Linked DNA regions of Homo sapiens: region 1 is linked to region 2. A link is a loop called in an ENCODE intact Hi-C map of the cell type or tissue named here. Cell type or tissue: Calu3. All regions are shown on one strand. Links, peaks and the distances in the headings refer to the core of each region. The heading gives the core; the rest is flanking DNA. Region 1 overlaps LYPD6 (LY6/PLAUR domain containing 6). Region 2 has its middle 26 kb from the start of MMADHC-DT.

The links. Hi-C counts contacts between places; a loop is a spot of excess contacts. Peaks named below come from ENCODE experiments on the same cell type or tissue, not always from the same donor. Only the 100,000 strongest peaks of a DNase experiment are listed, where the experiment ranks them.
Region 1: it touches region 2 in a loop (2.2-fold over the local background); 5 of 110 quality-filtered maps call a loop at or near these places.

What each region holds. Positions count from the first base shown.
Region 1 is chr2:149,418,376-149,427,500 of GRCh38, reverse strand. The region is part of intron 1 of LYPD6 (LY6/PLAUR domain containing 6); the gene reads right to left. Among named protein-coding and RNA genes, the nearest start is that of LYPD6, 92 kb to the right of the region's middle. RefSeq lists an enhancer at 9,091-9,125. In Calu3, for the core only: no CTCF peak of the experiment used is centred there; a DNase peak (open chromatin) is centred at 5,030.
Region 2 is chr2:149,557,195-149,566,319 of GRCh38, reverse strand. No RefSeq gene overlaps it. Among named protein-coding and RNA genes, the nearest start is that of MMADHC-DT, 26 kb to the left of the region's middle. In Calu3, for the core only: a CTCF peak has its summit at 4,753; a DNase peak (open chromatin) is centred at 4,829.

The sequences.
Region 1 (9,125 bases), core at 371-8,370, 140 kb after region 2:
TCAAGTGCAAACAGCCAGAAGGGAAAGGAGTCAAGGAACTCCCAGGCAGGAATGGAACACTAGGTACATTTCAGTTACAGCTTGTCATTTTTTATTTATTGGGAGGGGGTGGTGGTCTGAAGAAATTTTTGCCTTTAGTGTCTTTCATTAAACTCTTCTTATGTTTCAGAATGCCATTTTTCATTTTATTTTTTCCAGGAATTTTTACCCTAGAGATATTCCAAAAATGCGGAAGTGTAAAATGTACTCAGAAACAATATAGTAGTTCTAAGTGAACTAAATTGCAGCCAGGTCTGTTCTTACATTCAAAATAACCTGGTTCCAAATCTAACATTAGATTATGAGGCATATGCTTTATATCCTTTAATCAAAAAAAGAGTTACCTTGGCACTATATAGAGGTAGTCATTTCTGTATTTGGAGTGATGCATTTACCTTTCTTTTATTCATGTTTCCAAATCTTCAGAAACAAGAAGTACTAGTAATCAGTTATAAAGCAGATGCTGCCTGCTATGCACCCGTGGAGATATTCTGCACTATTTGAACTGAGTTTTATTGGCAGTGCCCACTGGAAGGTGTTTTGGGCCACTCTGTCATCATTTTAGAGGGCTGGCATGAAGATTCTGTTTGAGGCTTTGAGATCAGTTCATTCTCCCACCCCACCCAATGTCTTTGGCACTGCCCTGCTTACCCACATTATTAAGGGTTTTCTGCCCTTCCTGACACCCCTCACCACATTGTCTGAAAGCCAAATGTAAACAAACCACTCTGAAATCTTTAACCTCTTCATGAAATGTTTCTTCCATTGCTTTGTGTTGAGAGAAGCCCAGCTCACAGCAAAAAACTGCTACTTCCTTTTGAGCTATTTCCAGTACAGAGTACTCACTCTTCCAAGTCCCATGGATTCTGGGGACAGGAGGAAGCCAGAATTCTCCCTCCCACCATAATTTACAAATCATGCCCTTTCTTTCTACACAAATTCTCCTCCTTACCACAAAGCCTAAACCATCTGCCCTTGTAGCTAGCTGTCAAGAAAGGGTTAGAGAACGTGAAGAATATGGCTCACCTTCAACCATTAACAAGCACTTAGCCTCATCTTGATTCCCACTCAAGACTGGGAAGAACCAACTCATACTGAATCTTGTGTCCTACCTGGCATGGAGTAGGGTTTTTCCCATGGTTCCAAGAATCCTGACCAAATATTTGTCCAAAAACCGTGAGAGTTGTTTCCATTTGGCCTTTGAAATAATTTAAGTTCAAGAAAGAGCTGTAATTACTAATCTGGTAGGTGTGGAGAGTTCTTCCAGAATTTCTCACAGCAGAGAAGAGCCAGCCTGTGCTCTCTTTTCTTGTAGGAAAAAGAAAAAAAATTCAAACAGCCAACAACAAAACAATGACTTAGGTAAAAACCCTATGGCTAACCCTATTTGCAAACCACTGGGTTCATTAGCAGCCAACTTCTAAATCTTAACCAATATTTCTCACTTGATAATGAATGTTTTAAAAACAAATCTATGTGTGTACATATCCTCCAAATCTGTGATTAATACCTTCAGCTACACACAGTATGTATCCTGACAGCTCAAAGACCATCGCAGTTTTATTTTTGTGAAAGGGTATAAGATTGGCTAAATCAACCTAAACTATAATTTGACTTTTCAAACACATTTAACTAATTAGCACACTTAGTTAGAGGAAAGAAGGATTTCCTCATCCTGCATTTGAAGGCAAAAAAATGTATCAAATAAGCTCCCAACTCTGTATCACTGAGGCAGGAATTCTTCCTTTTAATGCACCATCTTCATTTATAAGTCTCTATAAATAATGATAATTGAAGAAGTGTATTATTGTAGCAAAGCAGAATATAATAAGATTTTACATAGCATTCACTCAGGTAGAAAAGGATACAGGGGTTATTAATAAAAGAGCGTTGTCCTTGATAATAGAACATTTTTGTTTTTGCATCTAAATTAATTTCTTTCTTAGAGAAAAAAGTACTGAGTAGCCTCCTATGGATAAGAAAATTGTCCTCCTTGTTTTCTATTTTACATGTTCACTCATTCACCCACTCATCATGCTCTACAAGGCAGGCATAGATAACAGTATCTGTTATATACATTATTGTTAATAGTTCTAGCATAATACTCAAATTCTTGAGCTCTCTTAGTAAAATCATTAATGTTATTCTTAAAATAAAAGTCCCCATAAAGACTGCTAAGAGCATGTGAAGAAATGCTGGCTTCAGTCACTTAGTGAATAGTGAGCATGGTGTGATGTTGATGTGCCATCCTTAGAACCAAGGCCACACACATGTGAGACGCAGGAAGAGGATCCAGGTGACATGACTGCATCAACCCTACACAGGCATTATCCATGAAAACCAATAAGACATCCATAATCCTTCCTTCCAACTAGGGCAGCTTATCTGGAAGAAAAAAGGAAGGAAAAAATGGAGAGAGACAGGGATGACACACAACCTGAGGGGCAGGTGCGAGCTGTGGAATGCCCTGGACTCCCTGATCCAAGGTGATCCCATTGAAGCTTTCCAGTCTCCAACCAGACTGGCAACTAGGGCCCAATTCTGTCTTCAAAACAACCCTAAGACGAACCTTTGGGGAGGAAGTAAAGTGGGAGCTCCAGCAGCAATGAGAAGCATCGGTTCTGGGTAGAAGGGGAAGTCTACAAGCCTTCCCATGATCTGGTGCCTGCCTACCACTTGCCCCTTGACATTCCAGCTCAATTGACAGCGCCACTATGAATAGGTGTCTAGTGCACCACGCTGCTTCTCATTCAGTGCCTTGGCTCCTGCTGTCATCCTTGGTTTCCTTCAATTCACTACTGAAGTCTCAGTTCACTTCCTTTAGAAAGCCTCCCATCCCCTCTCCTCACACCAGATCAATTAGAAACCACCTTCTCTGCTCCTGTTTTGGCCTCTACCTATCTAAGGTGGCTACAGGCCTTATTTCGTAAGGACAATGAATGGGCTTTGTATTTTGACAGATTTGGGCTCAAGTCCCAGCTTTGCCACTTATTAGGTCTATGACCTTGGACAGGTTACTTTTTCTTTCCTCATCTCTAAAATGAGACCGATAGCTTCTATGCCGTAGGGACAAGATACGAATTAATATACCACATATAGCTTTCATTAGTTATTATGATTGCCAACATGTAGTAGAACTGTTAAGATGACATACTTTTTACTAAATTTTGAGCTCCTTAAGGGCGTAAATTTTATGGACATCATCTGATTTATCCTTAGGTCCCCAACCCCTATGACACAGGAGGTCTCTGATAGCGATTTGTTGATTTGATATAGAAGTAATCATAATAACTGCTTTTATAACAGAGGGATGTGTGTGTGTGTTGTGTGCATATTGACATGTGTACGCATGCTACAGGAACTTGGAAGAAGAAAAGAATTTGGGGTGTTTCTGGTGAGGAGGGTGAGAAGATAAAGCCATCTTGAGACGATGGCATCTTTCGGGGAAATCTTCAAGTCTTTGAGTAATACTTTTATCAGGGCTGGATTGGACCAGCAAAGGGTTCTGTCCCACATCTCCCAAATCAAGCTTACTCAGAGGCATCCATGGGAAATACTGTGCATTAAGAGTCAGAATACACATAAGCATATTAAAGGCTCTGAAATGTGCTGCAGTGAAGAAATCTCTTTGGTTTTGCTTAAGTCAGCATTTTCCCCACACTTATTTGAACAGTGACACCCCCCACCCCCCGCCCCGGCAGAGAGCTTATTTTTTAATGAACGTCTATTAACTAGTCTAGTTTTCTGAGGAGTAGTTTGGGGAACCAATGTCCTATTCAAAGTGTGTTATTTTATACATGAAGGAATTGAGGCATAGAGTATTTCAGGTATCTATCCGCAGAAAAAAGCTGGTAAACAATTAGAGCTTCAAGGGCAGCCTCGTTTTCCTGCCACCCTGGCTAGGACACTTTTCAGCCCAGTGTGCCATGTCACAGTCAGCAGAAACATAGCAACTCTAAACCTTGCTTAATTTCAACAGAGAAAGTAGGCAATCGTCTCATTTTGCAATGTACAGGGTGGTTAAAATCTACCCCAAATCTGCATCCCACCTATCAAAATTTCCCCCCTTCATCATGCAGCCTGATACCATCACGAACTGGAAATGTATTTAAGGTTCACAAATGTTTTCTTTTAAAATTCAAATAACCCAGAAGCTTACTTTAAGAGAACCTTCCTTTATTGAATGCTTCAGGCCAATCTAATTCCTTGACCTCCACATCCCACCTGAGATACAGCTGCCCCCACAGTGCTGATGAAAGAGGAAGGCAGAGGCTGGGAGGTGGGCAGGGCAGTCCAGCTGATCCTCCAGGTACATATGAGGTCACCCTGTACCTCCTTGCCCTGTGGGGGCAGATGGTTATCTGTCTTGGTGTTGCCTCCAACTGCCAACCCAGCTCAGGATCCATTACATTTTATAAAGATCAGATAAACCTCTATGTTCATTCCAATAATCAAATAAGTATACAAGGGGTATACTTATTTGATTATTGGGCACTGGAAATAAAAGGGCTTAGAGAAAAAGCTGTTAAAATTCAATTGCAGCAACATGGATGAACCTAGAGGACATTATGCTAAGTGAAATAAGCCAGGCACAGAAAGACAAACATTGTATTCTATGATCTCACTATATGTAGGACCTAAAAAAGTTGAACTCACAGAGGAAGAGTAGAATGATGCTTGTCAGGAGATGATGGGGGAAGACAGATAGATGGGAGACGTTGGTCAAAGGGTATAAAATGTCAGTGAGATAAGAGGAATAAGTTCTGGGGATCTGTTGTACAGCATGGTGACTAGAGTTAATAACAGTGTATCATATACTTGAAACTTGCTAAGAGAATAGTTCTTAAATGCTCTCATCACTAAAAAATCTTAAGTATGTGAAGTGATTGATAAGTTAATTAGCCTGATTTAATCATTTCACAATGTACACATATTTCAAATGGGTGTGGCAGCCACACCCAACAGCCACAAGCAGGCTGACCAGGAACCACTACAGCAAGGACATGAAGTGCTGGGCTCCAGAGCAGAGAGACCCCAGGCCCCATTACCCACTTGCTAGGCTTACTGTGAAGGAGAATATGTAATGCATCGAAAGCAGTGTGGTACAGTCCAGGAGCACAGGCTCTGGAGTGGGCCAGCTCAGCCTAGCACGCTGACTGCTCCTGGGAAGGTTGCTTAACCTCTCTGTGCCTTAGTTTCCTCAATTGCAAAATAGGGAAATTAAAACCTCTAGTTTAAAGGGCTCTTAGGAGGTTTAAAGGAGATAGTACACTTTGAACAATGCTAGCACATGCTTGCTAGCTAACATAGTCCTTAAAATCAGCTCACAGTAGGTGAAGAAGGCACCTGGTTACTCATCTGGGTCAAGACACTGCCCAGGAACGTTTGCTTTCCATTCAGAAAGACCTTTGAAAGGTCTTCCAAGAGGCGCCATAGCATGCCAAGCTCTATTATAAGAAGTCAAAAGCCTGGGTCACCACCTGTCAGACTTTCTAGCTGATCCCAAGCTAAGATCAGCATCTTGTGGTGAGGATAAAAACACAGGCAGAAGTGAAGCAAATTAGTTAGGGAAGGTCTGGGGCAGACCTTCTCAAATTTGAAAAGTGTTTTCTCCTATAAAAGGAGAAAACGGTTTCACAGACAGAACCTCACCCATTCCGTTAACTAATGAATGTTAATTATGATACTACTTATGAATACAGACAGAAAACTGATATTAAGCTTTAAAGTCCATATATGGCTTTAAAACTAAATAAAAATTGCCAAATATAAATATTATATTCAAATAAAATACATTGGTTACATGGAAAATAACAGCAACAATTAACGTTTATTGAGCACTTACTATAGGACTGAATAGTATTAGATTGCCACTATCCCATCATTTTCGACCTACAAAAACAGCAACTTCATATGGCTCAACCTAGTAGGTGCAAGGTGCTTCCATAGGTGCTTTCTGTAATCCCCACAACACTCAGTGTAGTAGGGGTAATTATTATTACTCCATTTTACAGATACAGAAACTGGGACATCAAGAAATAAAAACACACTTTTTTTTTTTTTTTTTTTTTTGAGATGGAGTCTTGCTCTGTCACCCAGGCTGGAGTGCAGTGGTATGATCTCAGCTCACTGCAACTTCTGTCTCCCAAGTTCAAGCAATTCTCTTGCCTCAGCCTCCCAAATAGCTGGGATTACAGGCATGCGCCACCAGGCCGGGCTAATGTTTTGTATTTTTAATAGAGACAGGGTTGTTGGCCAGGCTGGTCTCAAACTCCTGACTTCAAGTGATCTGCCCGCCTTGGCCTCCCAAAGTGCTGGGATTAAAGAAAGTGGTGGGATTAAAGAAAAGTGCTGGGATTAAAGAAAGAGGGTATCAAAAAGGGCCAAGGTTTCCAAATTTGCTACACATTGGAATCCCCTGGGGATCCTGAAAAACTCCTCATGATGGCTCTCACCCATTACCATTTCACTGCTATGGGATGCGACCTTGACACTGGGATTTTAAGAATCCTCCAGGTGATTCTAACTTGCAACACAGTTTGGGAAACCTTATAATGCTTCTGCAAAGTTGCCAGCGGGAAGAAACAGCCCGAAATGTATTCTGTTATTCCACAGGCTGCAGCAAACAGCACTGAGAAGTTCTCCACACGGCTCAGTTAAGGGGCTCTTAGCAGTCCCGCATAATCACAGTACGATGTATTCCACCAGGTCTCCTCTCTCTATCCTGCCTGTGGGTCTTCCGAGTCTTTGGGGAAAGGAAGTAGGCAGGCCCTGACCTATGAAACTACCATGGCATCTTTCCTGGTTTCTACAATGCTCAGCCCTAAACCTGATGGGATTCTCTTCACTTCTTTGGCAGTAACTTCCCTAAAGTGTTTTTCACCCTCTTGATGGAAGTGGTTGTCTGGTGTTACCCTTGAAATACTCCAGGTGAAGTACACTCTACCTTTCCAGCCAAGCACACTCGATTTTTATGACAACAAAAGAGAAAATGTCTTGAGGCCTCTCCAGGGACGAACATACACTCACACCTATTACTCTAAAGGTAGCCAGCGGGACGGTCACATTTTGAGAAATGAAACACACACAGACACCAACATTTTCAGAGGCAGCATGGAGCAACCAGAAAAGAACAGCTTTTGCAGACTGCAAACTTGAACTTTGACTCCTGCTCTGCTACAAAGAGCAGGGTGAACTTGAGCAATAAAACTTCCCTGCAGTTCAATGTCCTCGTTTGCAGTGGCACACTGAGATGCCTTCAGCTCACTGGGACCCCCGCCCTGACATCTGGACTGTGAGTAACTATGCTTGTGAGAACTAAGCCTTGATTACATGACCCCTCTCTAAAGGTGGCATACTTTCTGGCCTCTCTTTCTAGTCACTTATTCTGATGTTATTCATAGCGGAAAAGCAGGCAGGCCTGGGATTCAGGCAAAAGGGAATAAATACAAGTAATGTAGTCAGGAATCAACAGGAAAGCTAATGATACATTCATTCTGATTTCACTCTGTAACGTAGAATAACATAGTTCCAATATCAAAACCATACAATTTCTGTAGTTACACTGTATCCTGCAAGGTCTTTTTCCTTATGAGCAGAAAGAAACACAGACACACACACACACACACACACCCTGAGCACATATTGTAGAGAATTATCCTACAAGAGGCAAAGGAATTTGATCAAAAGTCTTTGAAGGATCAGCATTTGATATGAGATAACTGGTTGTTCTAATTCCTGTTTTTATGCTTATAGGGATCTGAAGCTTTCTGCCAGCTTGTCTGTGCATGAGAGCACGCAGGTAGTGAGGATAAATGCTACAGTGATTCTCTATAACAAGGGTAGCAAAAGGAAGGGTCTAAGTCAGCTGTCCAATAAGACTTTCTGTAATGACGGAAATGTTCTATGTCAATGCTGTCCGATTTGGGAGCCACTAGCCACAACTGAAATGTGTGACTGAGGCACTGAATTTAATTGTATTTAATTGAAATTTAAGTTAAATAGTCACATGTGGCCAGTGGCTACAGTACTGGACAGTAGAGTTCTTAATTAATGATAAATGAATAAAATCCAATCACTTAAAGCTGTGACCTCAGAACCAATTAGGAGTAGGGTGAAGAAGAATGAGTATTACCCAGTGAAATACCAACACATCAACGTTAATTAAATAAGAAAATATAACACAGCTGCTTCTATGGGAGATATTCTGGGCCTGATCATTAGAGCCCAGTAAAAGGGGATCAAAAGGAAATGAAATAGACCAGGCATCATACCTGCAGAAGTACTACAAAGAAACACTCCACCCTCACCTTTCTTTTGTAGTTGATGGCTGAAAATGATATATTATTTGAAAAGAATCATTCCATGCTTTACATTTGACTCCGTCAATTACCCTCTGAGGTAGGTTATTATCTTAATCCCAGTTTTTACAGATGAGTAAGCTAAGGAAGATCAATTGTCACCTATAATTGTATTATAGAAAGTGGCAGACTCAAAATTTGAATTGAAGCAGCCTGGTTTCATATGCCAGGTTTTAAAAGTCTTCAGCCAGTTAGAAGATAAGGTGAACAAAAGAACTGCCTTTGAGAGAGGCTGGCTTGCTCAATGTATCCTGGACATGCTAAGAATGTGTCACTGTAGGGGAAAGTGGTCATTTAGGTTTTAAGAAGTATAAAGCAAGCATGTGAAAGCTGGGTGCTGAAGAAGGGTGAAGAGAAGGAAGCAAACATTGAAACCTGGGGCTCTGGGGTACTCGCACTTTGCCAACTGGCCAAATGCTCTAGGCCTTCTCTGAATCTGCTAGCTTCTCCTCAAGCTATTAAAGTCAATGGGAAAATTGTGGACAGGTATCTGAGAAATAGCGCAAGGTCTCGAGAGAATTAGAGGAAAGAAGTGTTTCCATATGTTAGAAGTTGGTTTCTCTTTAACCCAGTTTGCTTTAACTATAAAATCTTATCAATACAGATCAAAATGTAGGTTATTTTAAAGGGCCATGTCCCCCATTTCAACTTCTTATTATTACTCATTTCAGGGAGTTCCAAATTTTTATGTTCTAGATAATGCGTGAGCAACATCCTTGCTACTAC
Region 2 (9,125 bases), core at 531-8,530:
GGGTTTTCATTGCCCTCTTAGAATACATGTAAACTGTAACTTAATTATGTAGACTTAAGGCTTTGAGCATTTTTTGTTTTTTGAGACTTTGAGCATTTGTCTTCCATTCATTACTGGAAATTATAATCAGTTAAAACCATGTCACTACTATAAAAAGCACATAAGTGGTCACTTGATTGATCACAGAGGTGACACTGCAGTGCAGTGAGAAAAGAAGGATCTTTTCAGTATATATTGCTGGGTCAATTGGATATTCATATAGAAAAATGTATTTTTACTTTTACATGACACATACATCAAAATTCTAAATTGATTCCAAGTCTAAATTTGAAAGGTTAAAGCTTCTAGGGGGAAAAAAAATCTTTGTGCTTTGGAGTAGACAAAGATTTGTTTTTAAGAGAATACAACATAATCATATAAAGGGAAAAATGATTAATTGGATCATGTTAAAAGTAAGAACCCTTGGCCAGGCGCCATGGCTCACACCTGTAATGCCAGCACTTTGGGAGGCCGAGGCTGGCGGATCACCTGAGGTTGGGAATTCAAGACCAGCCTGACCAACATGGAGAAACCCCGTCTCTACTAAAAATAGAAAAAATTAGCCGGGCGTGGTGGTGCTGTAATCCCAGCTACCCAGGAGACAGGAGAATCGCTTGAACCTGGGAGGCGGAGGTTGCGGTGAGCTGAGATCATGCCATTGCACTCCAGCCTGGGCAATGATAGCGAAACTGTCTCAAAAAACAAAAACAAAAAACAACTAAGAACTCTTAATTCATCAAAAGACATCATGAAGGAGAAGGCAGCTAGCAGAGTTAAAGATAAATACATACTCAACAATCTGGCAATATACATATCCAATAAACAGCTTGTATTCAAAATATATAAAGACTCCTAAAATCAGTAAACAAATAACCACCAGAAAAATAAACATTTACAAAGAAAGATACTCAAATGGTCGGTAAACACGGTAAGGTGCCATACTTCATTAATCATCAGAAATGTAAATTAAACCTACAATGCGATACCACTACTACATCTCTACCAGAATGAAAAATGAAAAAATAAATACACCAAGTTATAGATGTAGAACAACCTAAAATTCTGTTGATGGGAATGTAAAGTGGTATAAATACTTTGGAAAACTGACAGTTCTAAGGCTCAATGTGCCCTAGGACCTGGCACTTTCACTCTGAGGTATAGACCAACCGGAAATGCATATATGTGTGTGTGTGTGTGTTTATGTATGTATATATTCACCAAAAGATGTTTACTCATGTAAAAGTCTATACCGGTGCTAAATAACCAAAAGTAAGAAACTACTCAAATGCACACTAGAATTATTTTTGTCAATTCAGTTGTGTCACATTCACGTAATGGGATACTATATAATAATGAGAATAAATGCTTTATAACTAGCAACAAAATGGATGAAAGTAATAAACAATATACCAAAGAAGCCAGACGCAGTAGTACATCCTATGTAATTCTATTAATATGAAATACAAAAACACAACTATGCTGCTACAAGTCAGGATAGTGCTTACCCTTGGGAAAGGAAGAATTGACTGGAAGAAAGGACAAAAAGGATTCTGGAATGTTGGTAATGTTTTGTGTTCTGTTATGTTTTTCTGAATTTGAGTATTGACCACATGATGAATTCAGTTGTACAAACTTAGGTGCACTTTTTTGTATGTGTAGTATACTCCAATAAAGTTTTTAAAAATACAATCAAATCCACTCTTAAAATAGTGGGAGAACCTATTCAAAAATAAATGATGCCAGCAAAGGGCCCTTAAACTGAGTCCAGTTTTTAAAAAGGAACTAAAATTTATAGGTAAAGGAAATTTTGAAGCAAAATTATTTTCTTTTTAAACGTTTAGCTAGAGTTTTAATTATACATTAATGCTTACATTATATAAAACAAGTTTTCAAAGCATTTTATTTTTCTTACTGTTATTAGACATGGTTTACATTATTTATAGCATGATCATTTTTGCCAAGAGCTTTTAAGAGTTTTCCCAGAACCTCTTAATCCTTGGATAGTTAAATCATGCTTAGGGTTTCTAACATTGAGTCATCCATGTAGATTTCCTCTCAATCAATCTAACAGTTCTTTCACTGTTTCAGTTATTTCATGAAATGTTGCATTTTGGGCACAGTGTATTTATATGAAATGGCATAGTCACTAACTTTGTTTCCTTTAAATGAAAATAGACTAAACAGGTAGGGTTGCAATGCTATAATCTGCTTTGATCTCGTTCTATATAAAAATAGAGTCTCTAATTGCTTTAATTTTATGTAGATAGGATTATATTTAAGTTACAACTTCTTACATCTCCTAGTATAAAGATTTTGTGTCATTAAATTGCCACTCTATTTAAAATGAGTGGCAATTCAGTAGTACAAAAATAGGTATTAAACTTTTTAAACACTGGTTTGTACTCATAGCTTATGTTGTAGCTGTATATGCCATTTTGCTACAAATTTAATTTTTAGTAGTTTTTAAATAGTTTAAAGTCATCCTTGTCACAGACTTCACGAACAAGTGCCTGCCAGGAAGTCCAGTTTTGTTACAGGAAGAATGGTTGAGCACAGTTCCTGTCACATAGATGTTCAGTAATAGATGTGAATTAGATGCTGATCAACTTAATGATGATTCAGAAGAGTAAATCTAGATTTGTTGAGGTCAAACTGGAGCTTTGTCATGTATCCGCTTTAATCCAAAAACCTGGTGTAGAGATCTTTAATTGAAGTCATGCACCATATAACAACGTTTCTGTCAAGGTTGGACCACAAATATGATAGTAGTCCTATTTTTACTGTACTTTTCTATGTTTAGATACACAAAAACATTGTGTTACAGTTGCCTACAGTATTCAGTACAGTAACATGCTGTACAGGTTTTTAGCCTAGGAGCAATAGCCTATACTATTAGAACCCAGGTGTATAGTAGGTTATACAATCCAGGTTTTGTACACTCTTGATATTCACACAATGATGAAGTCTCCTAACTACCCATTTCTCAGAACATATCCCCGTAGTTAAGATATGCATGACCATAGTTTCAGACTAGTTTAACCTGTTTTACAATTGTAGCACTATTTTATCAGCACAATTGTGATAGTATATTTAATGAAATACACTGCCTGTCTCCCAAATATTGAATAGTACATATACTAAAAAAAAATTTGTATCTGAAATTCAAATTTATCTTAGTGTCTTCCTTTTTATATTTGCTGAATCTGGTGACTGTGTGAATGACAACATTGCTATCAAATGACAGTTATTTTTAATGGTAAAATTGTAGAGGGACTCAAAATTAAAAAAAATACTAAAGCCAAAAAGAGTACAAGCTTTGAGCACCCTAGAAAAGCAGCACTTCCCGGGTTAAATAGTGCCTCCATGGCTCATCAGTTTATAATTTCAGGTTGTTGCCTTTGAAGGTTCATGGTTACTGTTCATTAATTGCTATTTTATCTCTCCTGTTTGTTTTAAATTTGTGACTAAGATCTTCGACATTGAAATCAACAACAATTTTATAAGAATTTTATTTTTCACATCCCTTTTTGATTGCAGAAGGACATGAGGTCTATTCCTTGTTTGCTTACAGTGAATGTGACTTCATTTACCCTTGTTTAAAGTTATTTTAAATAATATGAACTCAATTTTCAGTGTCACACAATGTTGTCAGTTGCTGGATTTGTGCCCATTCAAACTGAGTTAAGTCACCAGTGGTCACAGAGGAGACTTTCTTCTGGTACTAAGTAAACAAGCTGAGAAAGAGAAAGGGAAACTATGTTTATGGCCGTGTAACTAAGTTACAGTAATAAGATTTGTCCTGTACGAAGCCTGGATGAGTTAAAATACCTTCTGAGTCAAGTGGTCACTCATGGGAAATAACTCTCCTGGGACACTGGAGCATGAATTAGTGATCTGAAGAGGCAATTAATCTCAAATGAATGAGCACTTGGCTTCTAGATTGCTCTCTATTTATGTTACAGTTTTTTTAGAATAAATGTAGGTTAACCTACAGTGTAGTTTTATGTAGATTAGCCAAAAGTCCATGTTAATTCAAGACAGTGTCTCTAAGAAGCAAAAAATATTTTAGCATATTGAAAAAAAAAACCTGCAAGTTGGTCATGGAATCTAAAATAGAGATACAACTAATATTCCTCTCAACAAATTAGGAGAGTCACAATAAAGCAAAAAAGAAGCAGTTTATTCTTTAGGGCTACCAGAACTCGTGGCCTGCTTCTTAAATTAATTCTGGCTTTCATTTTAAAGTGACATTTATTTTCATGGGCAAGTTAAAGACTCTGTAGAAGCCTACTATGAGAACCCCTTTTCTGATACTGTATTATGAAGGATAACTGAAAATCACTGAGATTAACTAATTCCATAAGTTGTATGAAAAAACTATTACAGTCATTTCCAATACTAGATCCCCAGTGTTGTAGGTACTGTTTAGTCCCAACCAGCAGAAAGAGCTATTGTAAGTCCAGGATTGCCTTTAGCTATTAGCTTTTCCAGTATGCCCCTCCATTTCAGAGTGAAAAATAACCTAATGCTACAATGAGTGTCCTTTTCATGAGCATATATATGTATTTCTTATTCATACATACACACACACACCCCCCTTGTGGACAAACCTTCTAACAACAAAATAGCTATATATTTGAGATATGTTATCTAATTTAAAATATTGCATTAAAATTTATTCACAAATGTGACTGTCTCAAATGGATAAGAACCTCTAATTTTGCACTTAGGATTTTGCCAACTTTATTGAACATCCTCTATATTTAAAAAGATAGGCTGCAGTGATACATTTGGCCAATAGGTGGCACCATTTAATTACCTTGAAATTCCTCAAATTTGAGGCTTGTAGTTTGGCCAAGAAAAAAAAAATTACCTTATCAATTCTGCATGTTTGAAATGTAAACCATTTAGAAAGAAAAGTTCCTGTACATTGATAATTACTTCATTGTTTTGACTTTTTAGAAACTAGCATTTTTTTCTAGTGCTATTTCCTAGATGCCATTACTTGAGCTATGAAATAGAAAATGAATGCCTGATGCAGGGTCATGTTGTTCAATCATTATACATGTAATTTTTATCATTTTTAAAATTGTGAGTTTCTAGAAAAGTATCAATCTGTGTCACAATACAATCTAGTGTCTTGAATCAGAAGAAAGATAAGGGAGCACTCCTAGGCACTTAGGGAAATAAGGCAAGAGGCAGCAAAAAGACCTGGTGTGAGATGGTCAAATTCTTTCTCACCAGCACGCAGTCAAGAAATCCTGGAATTGGGAGTACTGTGTTTAGTCAAAAGATCCGACATGATCTGAGATTTAAAATTAATTTTTAGTTGTTAAGCAATTATTTAGTGCCTCCATTCCTGCCAAAAAAAAAAAAAAAGCGGGGGGGGAGTGTGGCTCTGACATGAAAGCAAAAAATTAGTAAGGGTAAACTATTGAACTTTAGAAGTGTAGTAATGTATTATGGTGTTACAGAGTCATTAAAAACATACTATGTGAAATGCAGAGAAACTGCATGAAAAAATGAACCAATTCAATTTTGTCATGTTACTATGCAGTATTTAGAACAGACCATGGCAAAATCCAAAGTGTCTTGTGAATAGTAAAAGAAAACTCAAGATTTATAATTATTTTAATATTAAGAAATTATATTCTAATTATTTGAAAAGTTATGTGGGAATAGACACATTGAACTTCAAGGTCAAAGTAAGTAAGTAACATAACTTCACACAAATAATAGCCTTGTAGACAAGAAAAATAAAAGAGTATAAAAATATTGATTTGGGAGGTCTTAAAAATTGTCTAGTCCTGCCCTTTATTTCTTGGATGAGAAAACTCAAGCCTTGAAAAGTTTAATGATTTGCCCAAGGTTAGAATTGGCAAATCTAGAATACAGCTTTTCTGGGTCTTAGTCCATGAACTACTTCTTGTCTAATTGGCAATTTCTGATAATTCAGGTAAGTGACTTTAACATTTTATTTTTTATGAAAAAAATTTTTAATTACAGTATAGACTTTTATAATTCCATCAATTTGCATTACATGGTAATGTATTTGCAATGCAGTCTTAATTAGGAAGCTTCTCCACTCTGAAAAGGGAAACTCATTGTACTCTTTATTTGAGCAGCTCTGCTCCATTTATTGTATCGGTGATTATATAAATGGCAAGAAGTTCTGGCTAGTGGTAGTGCCAGGACTAATAAAGAAAGGTCTTTTGATATGATAAAATACTATATTTGCTCATTAATATTTAGGTTTCATAGTTATACACTTACGGGTATAAGAAAGCACCTTTATTATTGAAATTTCTTCAGAAACAATAATGGTATGCATTTAAAATTCCTGTTTGGTCTATTAATTTTTTTTTATCATGCAAGATTTCCTAGGAATGCATCTGTCACATAGCAGCATAGATACTTGAGATGATGGGGCTATTAATTTGATCTTGAACAATTATGTCAGGCATTCTGTTGTACACAATGCCTTCTACTTATTAAAATAGATTACAGCAAGCCCTTTGCTACTTCTATCATTGCCTGCCATCGCTGTATGGTTTTAATGTACCTGTCCCTCCAAAATTCATAGGTGGGAACTCAAACACCAAGTTGGTAATATTAAGAGGTGGAGCCTTTGGGAGAGTGATTAAGTTATGAGGACTCTGCCTTGTGAATGGGATTAATGCCCTTTTCAGAGAGCGCCTTGACCCTTCTACCCTTCCCTCCCTTTGCCATGTGAGGACACTGTTCATCCCTGCAGACGGTGCAGCAACAAAGCACCATCTTGGAAGCAGAGAAAGAGCCCTTACCACACACCCCATCTGCCAGCACCCTGAACAGTGAGAAATTTCTATTACAGTTCAAGAGGGGGATTAGGGGTGCCGACCACCCCAACCCCAGGCTGAGTCAAAAATCCACATATAACTTTTGACTCCCCAGAAACTGAACTACTGACAGCCTACTGTTGACTGGAAGCCTTGTTGGCAACATGAGTAGTTAACATATTTTGTATGTTAAATGTATTACATTCTGAATTTTTTTTTTCCTTGGGCTGGAGTGCAGTGGCGCGATCTCAGCTCACTGCAAGCTCCGCCTCCTGGGTTCACGCCATTCTCCTGCCTCAGCCTCCTGGGTTCACGCCATTCTCCTGCCTCAGCCTCCTGAGGAGCTCGGACTACAGGCACTTGCCACCACGCCCGGCTACTTTTTGTATTTTTAGTAGAGACGGGGTTTCACCATGTTAGCCAGGATAGTCTCGATCTCCTGACCTCGTGATCCGCCGCCTAGGCCTCCCAAAGTGCTGGGAAATAAACTAGAGAAAAGAAAATGTTAAAAAAAAAATCATGAAGAAGAGAAAATATATTTACTCTTTATTAAGTGGAAGGGGCTCCTCATGAAGGTCTTCATCCTCATTGTCTTCATGTTGAGAAGGCTGAGGAGGAGGAGGTAGAGGAGGGATTGTTCTTGCTGTCTCAGGGGTGGCAGAGGCAGAAGGAAATCTGAATATGAGTGGACCCGGGCAGTTCAAACCCAAATTGTTCAAGTTTACCTCTAACTATAAATTACCCAGTTTGTGGTATTCTGTCAAACCAGCCCAAACGGACTAACACGGTATAAAAATAATTAAATCATTTAAAATTTTATGATTCACAGAGGTTTTCTCAAACTCTACACCTTTCCTTTGCTTTTTACTTAATCATATCCAATATACGTCCACTCTGAATTAGTAAAGTTTGACGTTTGATGCTGACATACTTCATGTCTGCTCCAAGTCGTAGAGCTTATGGCATGTCTAGAGACTCTTGGAGGAGAGGAAATCTCAGCTGGCCCTTGAAAGGCAGGCGGGATTTGAATAGTGAGCAGAGGATATTCCAGGAGCTAAAACATGAGACTAACACAAGAGAGTGGACTGGTTTACCTAGAGTTTCCTTGACTGCAAGGACTTGGGAAATGAGGCTAGAAAGACACCTTGGGGCTAGATTGAAGGAATTTTTAGTTCCAGAATAAGGAATTCACCGATATGCTATAGCATTAAACATTGAAGGTTTTCAAGCAGAAGAATAATTCGATTAAATCAACTTTTGGAAAGATAGATCTCCTGGTGGTATAGGATATAAACTGTAGGCAAAAAGTAACTGGCAACAAAAAGACTACTGTTGTAATGGGGTAACTCAAAGGTAATAGAGGCCTAAATTAGGGTGGTGGCCGTAAGAATGAAATAAATATTCCAAAGTAGAAATTAAAGCAGGAACTGACTGCTCCCTAGGTCTTGCTGTCCAATCCCACTTCCAGCAATCCAAACAAAAGACTGCAGTTTTCAACATGGATGACTAAAAGAATAATAATAATAATAGCACTGGTAATAATAGTAACAAGCCAACATTTTCATCGTGCTTACTGTGCCCAGCACTTAGCTAAGTGCTTTATACATAATGCATATAATCTTCATAACAACCCCATGAAATAAGTATTATTATTCCCATTTCATGGATCAGAAACCTGAAGCAGAGAGAGGCCAGGTGATGAGTTTAAAGTCGCATGGATATTGAATGGCAGAGCCAGGACTGGAACACAAGCAATTGGGCCTTGGACCCTAATGCCTAGCCTGGTGGTCTCACTACCAAGTACTAGTTTGCAGCATATAGCCCTCTTACATTTATGTGGTAAAGTTAAAATGGTGGTGAATATCTGCATATACTTAGAGTTGGGAACCTAGAATTCAGAGAGTAGTCAGGATAGAGGATGTAAAGTTGAATGACAAGCATACCTCACTCAACTTGAATATTTGAAACTCCATTATTGCATTTGATGATAGAATTTAACCCACCGATCTTCCACAGCTCAGGAGAGAGGGTGTGGTAGGGGTGGGATCAAAACAATAAAGATTTTCAGACCCATTGGAAAGAGTTTTGACAGGCTTTGTCATCATACCTCTCAGCAGTTATGCTCTGCTTATCTTTTGTTCTCTGATGTATGCTAATAATTTGCTACGTGATCATGTACTATTTTAATTTCCATTTGGTTCTAGGAAATCAAGTCGCTTATAATATTTTCATGCTCATTCTTATGTTCCAACCTTTAACAACTGTTTT